Linked DNA regions of Homo sapiens: region 2 is linked to region 1. Evidence: chromatin loops called from intact Hi-C (ENCODE). Cell type or tissue: heart right ventricle. All regions are shown on one strand. Each heading gives the region's core, and the rest is flanking DNA. Links, peaks and the distances in the headings are about the cores only. Region 1 has its middle 28 kb from the start of C5orf46. Region 2 overlaps SCGB3A2 (secretoglobin family 3A member 2).

Evidence for each region. Hi-C counts contacts between places; a loop is a spot of excess contacts. Peaks named below come from ENCODE experiments on the same cell type or tissue, not always from the same donor. Only the 100,000 strongest peaks of a DNase experiment are listed, where the experiment ranks them.
Region 2: it touches region 1 in a loop (6-fold over the local background); 66 of 110 quality-filtered maps call a loop at or near these places.

What each region holds. Positions count from the first base shown.
Region 1 is chr5:147,932,179-147,937,567 of GRCh38, forward strand. No RefSeq gene overlaps it. Among named protein-coding and RNA genes, the nearest start is that of C5orf46, 28 kb to the left of the region's middle. In heart right ventricle, for the core only: a CTCF peak has its summit at 3,060 (motif pointing left); no DNase peak of the experiment used is centred there.
Region 2 is chr5:147,880,564-147,885,952 of GRCh38, forward strand. It overlaps SCGB3A2 (secretoglobin family 3A member 2), which reads left to right. Exons shown (of 3, transcript NM_054023.5): 2 at 883-1,085; 3 at 1,464-1,628. The coding sequence ends at 1,487. It also overlaps a transcript of C5orf46 not described here. Among named protein-coding and RNA genes, the nearest start is that of SCGB3A2, 4.5 kb to the left of the region's middle. In heart right ventricle, for the core only: no CTCF peak of the experiment used is centred there; a DNase peak (open chromatin) is centred at 2,493.

The DNA of each region.
Region 1 (5,389 bases), core at 183-5,182:
TCTCCCAGTTTAAGGACTGGGATGTCCTGTATTTAGTTCAACAAGGGCCTACTACTTACTTAGATTAAGTACCCAAACCTGTACCACTTGCTTAGAGTGTTGATTTCAGAAATATGGACACAATCCAGAATGATGCCTGAAGCTTGTCACAACTGGTAATTTGTGATTGTTCTCTCACGTAAAGTTCTCAAGCCTTTATTGTGAAGAGAAATATGTCTTATCAAGTTCTAATGTCTCAAGCTTATTTTTCTTCGTACTATAAATGGAATAGAAACTGTATAAATAAGTATATTCTAGTTTAGTGCAGTGGGAAAGGAAGGAAGAGGCGATGCATCAACAATTTAGGGCAGGAGATACAGCAGAGGAGAGGGGTTAGGCATGGAGAAATGGGCACTGAGGTTAGAGAGGAGGGGCCTCTGCTCACATTCAGAGGAGAGGATCTTCTACCCACATAAATTCAAGACAAGGGCTCAGGTACAGGGGCCACAGAAAAGCCCCACTTATTCAGAAAGTACAAGGCAGTTGTTAAGAACATAGATTCTGTGGAAGACAAACCCAGATGTAAACTCAAGCTCTACAACTTACTGAATAGGGTAGAGAAATTTATTCCTTTTAGTTCTTGGTTTGCTATTTTTTAAAATGTGGATAATAAAAGCACCTACCACATAAAGCTGCTTCAAGGATTAAATATGATAGTGCATATACTTTATATAATTTTATGTGCTTAGCAATTGATTTATAGACAGCACTTAATACAATTTGCTACTGCTTTTATTTTTATATTATTGTCATTATTATTATAACTTTCATTTAACAAATTAGTATGTACACTAAGTATGCCAAGTCAGCATCATGCCTGAGAGAAGAAAGCCTCATAGCCACTCACATATTTTCATAATTCAACAGAGATTTTTAGGCAATTTAGTACTATGAAAATAGAATCTTTCTGACCTGTATGCAAATCCTGGTTCTGCTATTTGACAGCTTGGGAAAATTATTTTAACTTCTCCGAAAATTTGCTAGGTTATGAAGATTAAATGGATGATAAATCTGTATACCTAACAGAGGTGCCTATCTTAAATAAGCCTTAGTAATAATAGCTAATATCATTACGAAGTAAAATATTTTACTTCTAAAACACGCACAGCTGAAGAAGTTGATAAACAGGCACAGAGCAGAAAAACGACTTACCCAACATTATAGAAAGGGCAGGACTGGAACCAAGATCTTCAAGCTTTAGGCCCATTGGTTTTGCCTATACATACATAGAACTCTCCATGAAGGAGTATTTGAAGTACGTTTGAGCGGTGTGGAGCCTAGTGAACTTGCAGTGAGAGACCAAAGTTAAAATCCAGCTCTGCCACTTAGTGACTGGGTGACTTTGTGCAACCCATGCAACTTCTATGAACTTCTCTTCCCGCATCTTATAAAATGGTGATAATGACCCTTGTTTGCTTTCCAGGAATGTTGCGAAGTTCAAATGAGATTAAAGAGACGTTTGAAAATTATAGAGAGCAGCAGATGTATAAGGGATTTATATTTATATTACATACTTTAAAGTGGCAAGGGAACATATGCTTAATATTAGTTTATTAGCATATTGAAAATAATTTATTTTCTAGCTTCTGCTTTGGAGCAGGAAGGAGCAAAAGCAGTATTGTTTTAGGTACCCTTCATGCCAGCACGGTGTGTGCATATGTGGATGCCTCCAAGTGTTGCTGTAACGAGAAAAACCTGGGAGCTCCAGCTGCCTGGAGTTCTTGTGCATTCAACTTCAAAGAAACCAAACCTGATATTTAAAGTAATTAAAGGTGATTCAAATCTTTTCTTGAATCTCCTGGCAAAGATTAACAGGGATATAATTTATAACTGAAATCTTCTGACCATCCCCCTTTTCCTGATTCCTCCAATCCTCATATCTCTTATACTCTGAAGCCACTCCAAACCTTTTCTTTAAACCTTCTCTATCACATAAAAACTCAACTTGATTAACAAAAACAAAACAACCAAAGAAAACGAACCTTAGTGACTCTTCATTTTTCTTCTCATCTCTTGTCTTTCAGCTTCCATATCTCAGCTTTTAATTGACTAAATATGTGTCTTTCTGATAAAAATTCCATCTCTTTACTTTTCAATTTGTCTCTCTGCTCATTTGCCAATTCTATGTCAAAAATTGGCCAGAGACGAACTGGAGTGGCTGAAATTCATCTTCTGAAGGTGGGAAAGAATTGAGGCATAGTAGGAAATGCTGAAAATGCAGAATTCTCATTAATACATTGGGGAAGGGTAGAAGACAATAAATACTTACAGGTTTATATGTGCATAGTTTAAATTCATTGCAATTTTGTTTCCTTTCTCCCTTTCTTTTTTTTTTTTTTTTTTTTTTTTTGACACAGTTATGCTCCTGTTGCCCAGGCTGGAGTGCAATGGTGTGATCTGGGCTCACTGCAACCTCTGCCTCCAGGATTCAAGTGATTATCCTGCCTCAGGCTCCTGAGTAGCTGGGATTACAGGTGCCTGCCACCACACCCAGCTAATTTTTGTATTTTTAGTAGAGATGGGGTTTCGCCATATTGGCCAGGCTGGTCTCGAACTCTTGACCTCAGGTGATCTGCCCGCCTCAGCCTCCCAAGGTGCTAGGATTACAGGCATGAGCCCTGCGCCCAGCTGCAATTTTGTTTTCATCTGTCCAAAGGAATGACTGAATTGTGGATATGGGGATGTGAAGTGTATATTACGACTCCAGTTGTGGAGTAGTTGTCGGAAGCTGCTTATTTTTTGATTACTTTTCACAAGGGTTTTTCCTTCACATTTTCTTCAAGCGCCTATCTTGTGCTCTAAATTTCTACTGAACAAACCTCTTTAATACTGGCTACAAGTATCCTTATTTAAGTATATATCTTTTATCTCCAAATATTTAGTTTCCTTAAATACTGAAAGCTCTCCTGCAAGAAAATGCCTTTTTAATAAGGGTTAAGTACTGACTAACCACCATGGGACATCATTTTGATTTATTAAGAGGGTGTAGGAGGACAAGCCATTCTCTATTGTTGATCGCCATCTTGTGGAAATAACGATCAAAACGGCATAATTCAGATGTTGCAATCCTGCATGGGTCAGAATTCTTGGATTAGGATTCCTTCTTTGTCATATACTTTGAGCCAGCTACTTAATCTGTCTCAGTTTTTTTCATCTGTAAATGGGGGTAATCTACCAACCTCATGGTGCCTGACTTTATTGAACACATGGAGCTACTACTATGATGTATATTACAATTTGAGGAGCATTGACAAATAAAACTAGGTTGCTAAATAAGAGCAATCATAATAACAAGTAGTAATAATATTGAAAATATAAAAATGGTTAGTATTTACTGAATGTCTACCTTGTGGAAGATTAGTAGATGCTGTTCTATGTTCTTTACATGAAGTATTTTCTTTAATGCTCCCCACAGCCCTTTTTATTGAATACTGTTTCTATATTCAATGCACAGATGAGGAAACTGAGACTCTGAGGTTAACTAATTTGTCCAGTCTCATGGTGAATGAATAGTAAAGGTGGAATCAAACTCAAGTCTGATGTCACTATGTGAAATCTTTACTGCTCTAGGATGCTTGTGAGAGGATTGGGCCTGGAAATCATATTTTATAGGGAGAAAACTGTGTGTGTGTGTGTGTGTGTGTGTGTGTGTGAGAGAGAGAGAGAGAGAGAGTGTGTGTGTGTGTTGGGAACATTTCAAGTACTCTCTTCTAGCTACTTTAAAATATACAATACATTTTTGCTAACTATAGTCACCCTATGAAAAAGTGGTGGCTCATGCCTGTAATCCCAACACTTTGGGAGGCTGAGGCAGGCAGATCACCTGAGGTCAGGAGTTCGAGACCAGCCTGGCCAACATGGTGAAACCCTATCTCTAGTAAAAATACAAAAAATTAGCCAGGCATGGTGGCAGGCACCTGTAATCCCAGCTACTTGGGAGGCTGAGGCAGGAGAATCGCTTGAACCTGGGAGGCGGAGGTTGCAGTAAGCCAAGATCGTGCCATTGCACTCCAGCCTGGGCAACAGAGCATGACTCCATCTCAAAAAAAAAAAAAAAATGGGCAAACAACATTAGAACTTATATCTTCAATCTAACCATATGTTTATATCCGTTACTGAAATGTTTTCCATCTCCCTGCCCTCACATGCCTTCTCAGCCTCTAGTATCTATAATTCTATGCTATACCTCCATAAGATCAACTTTTTTAGTTTTCACATATTAGTGAGAACATGTGATATTTGTCTTTTTGTGACTGGCTTATTTCACTGAACATAGTAATCTCCAGTTCCATCCATTTTGCTGCAAATGACAGGATTTCATAGTTTTTAAACGGCTGAATAGTATTCTATTATGTATATATTCCACATTTTTAAAATCAGTTTGTCCATTGATAGACATTGAGGTTGATTTCATATCTTTGCTGTTGTACTAGTGCTGCAATAGACATATGGGTGCACATATCGCTTTGATATACTGATTTCTTTTCCTTGGTATAAGTATCCAATAGTGGGATTGGCAGATTATATAGTAGTTCTATGTTTGGTTTCTTGAGAAATCTCCATAACATTTTCCATAGTGGCTGTATTAATTTACACTTACATGAACACTGAAATTTATTTTATCGGGTAGAAGTATAGCTATTCTCGCTCTTTTTTGGTTTCCACTGGCATGGAATATCTTTTTTTTTCATCCCTTTATTTTCAGTCTGTGTGTGTCTTTATAGGTTAAGTGTGTTTCTTGGAGGCAACAGATTATGTTTTTTTTTTTAAATTCATTCAGCCAGTCTGTGTTTTGATTGGAGATTTAGTTGATTTACATTCCATATTATTGTTCATAAATAAGGATTTACTCCTGCCGTTTTGTTATTTCTTTTCCAGTTGTTTTGTGATCTTCTCTTCCTTATTTCTTTCCTTTCTGTCTTCCTTTTAGTGAAGATGATTTTCTCTGAAGACATGATTTAGTTTCTTGCTTTTTATCTTTCGTGTATCCATTGTATGTATTTTGGTTTGAGGTTACCATGAGGCCAGAACATACTATCTTATAACCCATTATTTTAAGCTGATAACAACCTAACATGATTTGCATAAACAAACAAACAAGCCAAATAACCTAATAAATACTCTACACCTTAACTTTATCCCCCGCTTTTTAACTTTTTGTTGTCTCTATTTACATTGTATTGTACAGTCTATGTCTTGAAAAGTTGTTGTAGTTATTATTTTTGATTGGTTCATTGTGTAGTCATTCTACTGAAGATAAGAGTAGTTTACTCACCCCAGTTACAGTGTTATGATATTCTGCGTTTTTCTGCGTACTTACTATTACTAGTGAGTTTTGTACCTGCAGATG
Region 2 (5,389 bases), core at 171-5,170, 52 kb before region 1:
TTCTTTACCTTATGATCCTGACATTTGCCTCAAGACATAGCTCTAACAGCACTTCTGGAAAATTCCTGCAGCACTCTTTCATGTTAGAATTAGTCATCCCTTTCTTGTGTTTCCATGGAGCTTTGTCCATAATGTTAGCATAGCACATGCTACACTGTGGCATACACAGATCTTCTATCACCAACTGGACTGTGTGAAGTCTCTGAATGGGCATCCTTGTCTTATTTGTCTATGTATCTGCACAGACTAGATAGAGTTGGTGCTCAATTATGTTTGTAGCGTTGAGTTGAATTGGTTGGGAGCAGTTTCTTGGGCTGTGGTTGGGTCCATTCCTGTCTTTATGTGGAGATTCACTATAGCATCTCTCCTTTAGCCTCAAAGCTGTGAGCTGTGGAGACAGTCACATACAAAATACCATCGCCTTCAGACAATCACAATGATCTGTTGAATGCTTACGCTGCCAGGGTCAGTTGTAGGCATGGGTGCATTAGCGAAAAAACACACATTCCTTGTTCTCATGGAGCCTCCATTCTAATGAGAAAATAAAGACAATAAAAACAGCAAATGAAGAGTTGCTTTTTTTAGGTAATGGTAAGAAAAAATAAATGACGGAGAGTGACTATGGCCATTGCAGGCTTCTCCGAGGAGGTAATATTTGAAGAGAGACCAAATAATGTGAGAAAGAAAGGTAAGTAGCTAGCTAAGGAAAAAAAGTTCTAGGGAGATGGAACAGCAGGTGCAAAGGGCCAGAGGTAGAAGTTTTCAATGGAAGTAAGATGAGTGGATCTGGAATGGAGCTATTGATGGACACAGGGAAAGAAGATGAGGTCATAGTCTGGGCCCAGATGTGCCTGTCTCACCTGGTTTCTCTTTTTCCTGCAGCTACTGCCTTCCTCATCAACAAAGTGCCCCTTCCTGTTGACAAGTTGGCACCTTTACCTCTGGACAACATTCTTCCCTTTATGGATCCATTAAAGCTTCTTCTGAAAACTCTGGGCATTTCTGTTGAGCACCTTGTGGAGGGGCTAAGGAAGTGTGTAAATGAGCTGGGACCAGAGGCTTCTGAAGCTGTGAAGAAACTGCTGGTAACCACAGCTTGGGAGGCTAATCTGCCAAAGGGGAGGCATACTCACCCTGAATGTCTAGCTCCTCTTCTTGTCCCTTGTAAATGTGCATTTCCACTTTACTGATTATATTCATAGGAAGTTTGCACATCCTGGAATCTCAGGAAAAATACAATTTCTACATTTCTGGGAAGGGTTTTTGAATGATAGTGACATGTGTTATAGTTGTGACAATACCATTTACCACCTTCGTGATTTTGGATGAGACGTAATCACTCTGAGTTTTTGTTTCCCCATCAGTAAAATAGTGGCCAAACAGGACACTGGAAGTGAATATGTTTTGAAACATGCGAATTACATGTAAGCTGCTCTAAATTTTGTTGTCCTTCTACATTTCAGGAGGCGCTATCACACTTGGTGTGACATCAAGATAAAGAGCGGAGGTGGATGGGGATGGAAGATGATGCTCCTATCCTCCCTGCCTGAAACCTGTTCTACCAATTATAGATCAAATGCCCTAAAATGTAGTGACCCGTGAAAAGGACAAATAAAGCAATGAATACATTTTCAGTCGTCCTATTTTTATTTCTGGGGACTCTATTCAGAAGGACGTATCCAGATTAGTTTTCCCTTGGTTCATAAACTCGAGAGAGCCTGTTTTTATAAAGAAAACCTGGAATCTTAAGTAAGACATAATCATTCCTTCTCCTTTCCTTATCTCTAATTTAAACATCTCTATTTTTCCCAAATGTTTTATCTCACGGTGTTTTCAGACCCTTCACTTTCCTATCCCCCATCCTAAATAAATTTTTACATTTAAAAAATGAAAAAATAATTTTCAAAATATTGTCTGATAAGACTAGCATCTTACTAACTTCATTGGTTTGGCTTCTGTTTCACTAGAATGCTAGTTCTTAAGTTTGTAGTTAAGCTATGGCCACTCAATAGCTTTCACCAATCCTTCCACCAAGTTAGGCCTTTACTACATCATCCTTAGGCAAATGGGTGATGAACTATCTTTTCTTTCCTTTACTCTGTCATCTACAGTGATGACAGAATTATCTTTCCAAGGAATTATTCTGGTAATATCATGACGGCCTGTAGAGCAGATTTCAAGCTTCTGAGCATGGCATGCAAGGCTGTTCATGATCTGGCTTTTGGTTACACGTCTAGTCTTCTTATCTACATTCCTTTCTTCACATGCGCTCTACTCCAGCCACACTGAACAGATAACTAAATCCTTTTCCCTCTAACACTCTTACACCTTAATGAAAAATCAAGTTTCTTCCTACCTAGAATGTCTGCCACCATCGACCTTCAGACCTGGCCTGTGTCAGTCTTTGGACTGTTTGCTGTCAGGTCCATTTCCTCCACTTCCCCTGTTCTGCTCTGCTCTGCTCTGCTGTGTGTTGAGGCAGGACAGGAAACATGATACTGATTGCTGCAGCTTGCATTTCTCAGGTTCCCAAATCAGCTGACATTTGGGCTAGGTTCTGCCCCTGGGAGGCGCAGGCAGTAGATAGGAAGTAGGAAAAGAGGAAAACTATTGTATGACCCTTTCTGGCTCTGTATTAGGGAGAAGTCTCTGGAAATGACTGTACCACGTCTGAGCTCCAGGTCCTGCTAGATAGGCCTGCCTTGGTCCCAGCTTTTGCTGGGTGAGTCCAGCCTCTGGGCTCTGGTTACACCACCTCCTTTCTTTTTCTCTCCAGCTGAAGTTAGTGGTTTCCTCCTGTTGTCAGTTTCTGGGTGCCTTACCATCACCTACTTGACTTTTAGCTCTTCTAATGTCTATTCAATCAATTCTTTGCATTACATTCCTTCTGTTGTAAGTACTTTGAGTAGTTTCTGTTTCTTAATTGGTTTCTGACTAAGATGATGTTAAATGTTATCTCTAGGGATATTATCTTAATTTCCTTCCATTGCTTGACTTCCATTTTTTGGCAACTAAAATAGCTTTCACTCTGTGAAATTTCCTACTTTATTTCCTTATTTTACCTATGCCTATAATGATAGATTAGGTTGCCCAGCTGCAGTAATAAATAATCCCAAATCTCAGTGGCTTACGTGCACAGTGTGTCACTTGTTCCTCACAGTATGTGGCCATCTTTGGTTGGCTGTAGCTATGATCAATGTTTTATGAATTCTATACAGGAGCTGATGGAATAGTCTCTCTTGTGCATTTTGCTTATGTTTACAGGGAAAGAGAACTTGGTGAACAATGAGCTAACTCTTAAAGCTTCTTCTTAAAAGTGAAGTATATGACTTCCAATCATGTTTAATTGGCCAGAGCAAGTCATTTGACCATGTTTGACTTCTTTAGGAAGGGGATGTATAATTATCCTATAGGAAAGAGCAGTGCCAAATATGATTAATGTAATGTAATTGACCACATTACTTGATGACTTCAAAGTAATTGTCACCTTAGATGACTCTCATACTTGCAATTTTCTTTTCTATTGAATTACATGCCATCTTTCCGCCTACCTTAGTTTTCTGCTATTTGACCACTATTTTTCAGTTTCTTTAAATGGCCCTTATTATTTTTGACTTCCCTTGGACATTGATACCTCCAAAGATACTAAACTTGATTCCCCTTCTATTTTTACTCTGTGTATAACCTTTATTGGAGAATCTTATGTACTACCATGGACGCCAATATAATCTTTATGTTAGGAACTCTAAAATCTATGGCTACAATCTATACCTTTTTTTTTTTTTTAAAGAAGAGATTTAGTTACCTATAAGACACCTCCAAGGGATGCTCTTTTTTAGGTTCAACTCAAACATTTTTACCTGAACTCATTGTCTCTCTTTCAAAACCCACTCCTATGTTTTAATTTGCTATTCAGTTTACAGCACAGACATTTTAGTGGTTGCCTGAGACAGAAACTTGGGAATAATCCTAAGTACTCTCTGTCATCAGCCTCCTTTCTGATTGGTAAGCAAGCCTTATCAACCCTTTTCACAACTATTGCACACATTTTTCATGATCACCACTGGTACTGTTCCTAAAACTTACTTTCTTTCTTTCTTCTTTCTTTTTTCTTTCTTTCTCTCTCTCTCTCTCTTCTTTCTTTCTTTCTTTTCTTTTTTTGAAGTGCTATAGTGCCATCACAGCTCACTGCAGCCTGGACCTCCTGGGTTCAGGTGATCCTCCCACCTCAGCCTCCTGAGTAGCTAGGACTATAGGCACATACCATCATGCCTGGCTAATGTTTTTTGTATTTTTTTAGATACCATGTTGCCCAGGCTAGTCTTGAACTCCTGGGCACAAGCGATCCTCCTGCCTCAGCTTCCCAGAGTGCTGGGATTAGAGGCATGAGCCACTGTTCCCAGCTGCAGATCTTGTCATTTCCCTTCAAACTACTGTGTTAATCTCTCAAGTGACTTTTGTATTCCCAAAGGTCCCCTTCTAATCCATCATCCATACACAGAAGGAGACTTCCTAAAATACAGGAATTATTCCCCAACTTCAAATTCATCCATAGTTTTTTAATGCTGATTGAAAAAAAAAGAGTCAGACACTATGTTAAATCAATAGACACATTAATAATATAAGTTTAAACGTATTTGTTTTCATACTTATTTCAAAGTCTCTTTTCTAGACTGTCAAGTTAAATGGTTAGTGACTCTAATGTACATGTCTGTATCCTCAGCACATCGCACAGAGCCTGAAGATAGTCGGTGTTGGTTCTGTTGAATAAATGGGATTGTTTCTGTTAAGTTGTATCTGATTGGGTTGGCCCCTTTGTTTTGTTCCACTAGTCATATTATTAAGCCTTTCATTGCTCTCTCTCTCCCAGTGTTTTGCATATTTGAGAAGGATGCCTCTCTATGTCTTCACTAAGGTATTAAATGGAAAAGATTGGGGATAAAGTTCTCTGCCATTGTACTCTGAGTAATAGCAGTAATCTGACAGTTTACTGGGTTGGAAGGTTTTTTTTCCAGGGGTGTATCAAACAGAGGGATTAAGAAGGAATCTGGGGACAAATTATGTTTGGGAAGGCAGGCAGAAACTGATGATAAACATTATCATAAAAGTGACAACACCAAATGCTGGTGAGGATGTAGACAAGCTGGATCACTCACACATTGCTGGTGTGAAAGTAAAACAGTACAGCTACTCTGGTAAAATAGTTTGACATTTTGTTAAAAAACTAAACATGCAACTACCATAAAACCCAGCAATTGTACTCTTGGGCATTTATCCCAGAGAAACAAAAACTTATATTTATGCAAAAACCTGTACACAAATGGTCATAACAATTTTATTTTAGTAGCCAAAAACTGGAAACAACACAGTTGTTCTTCAGTGGATGAAT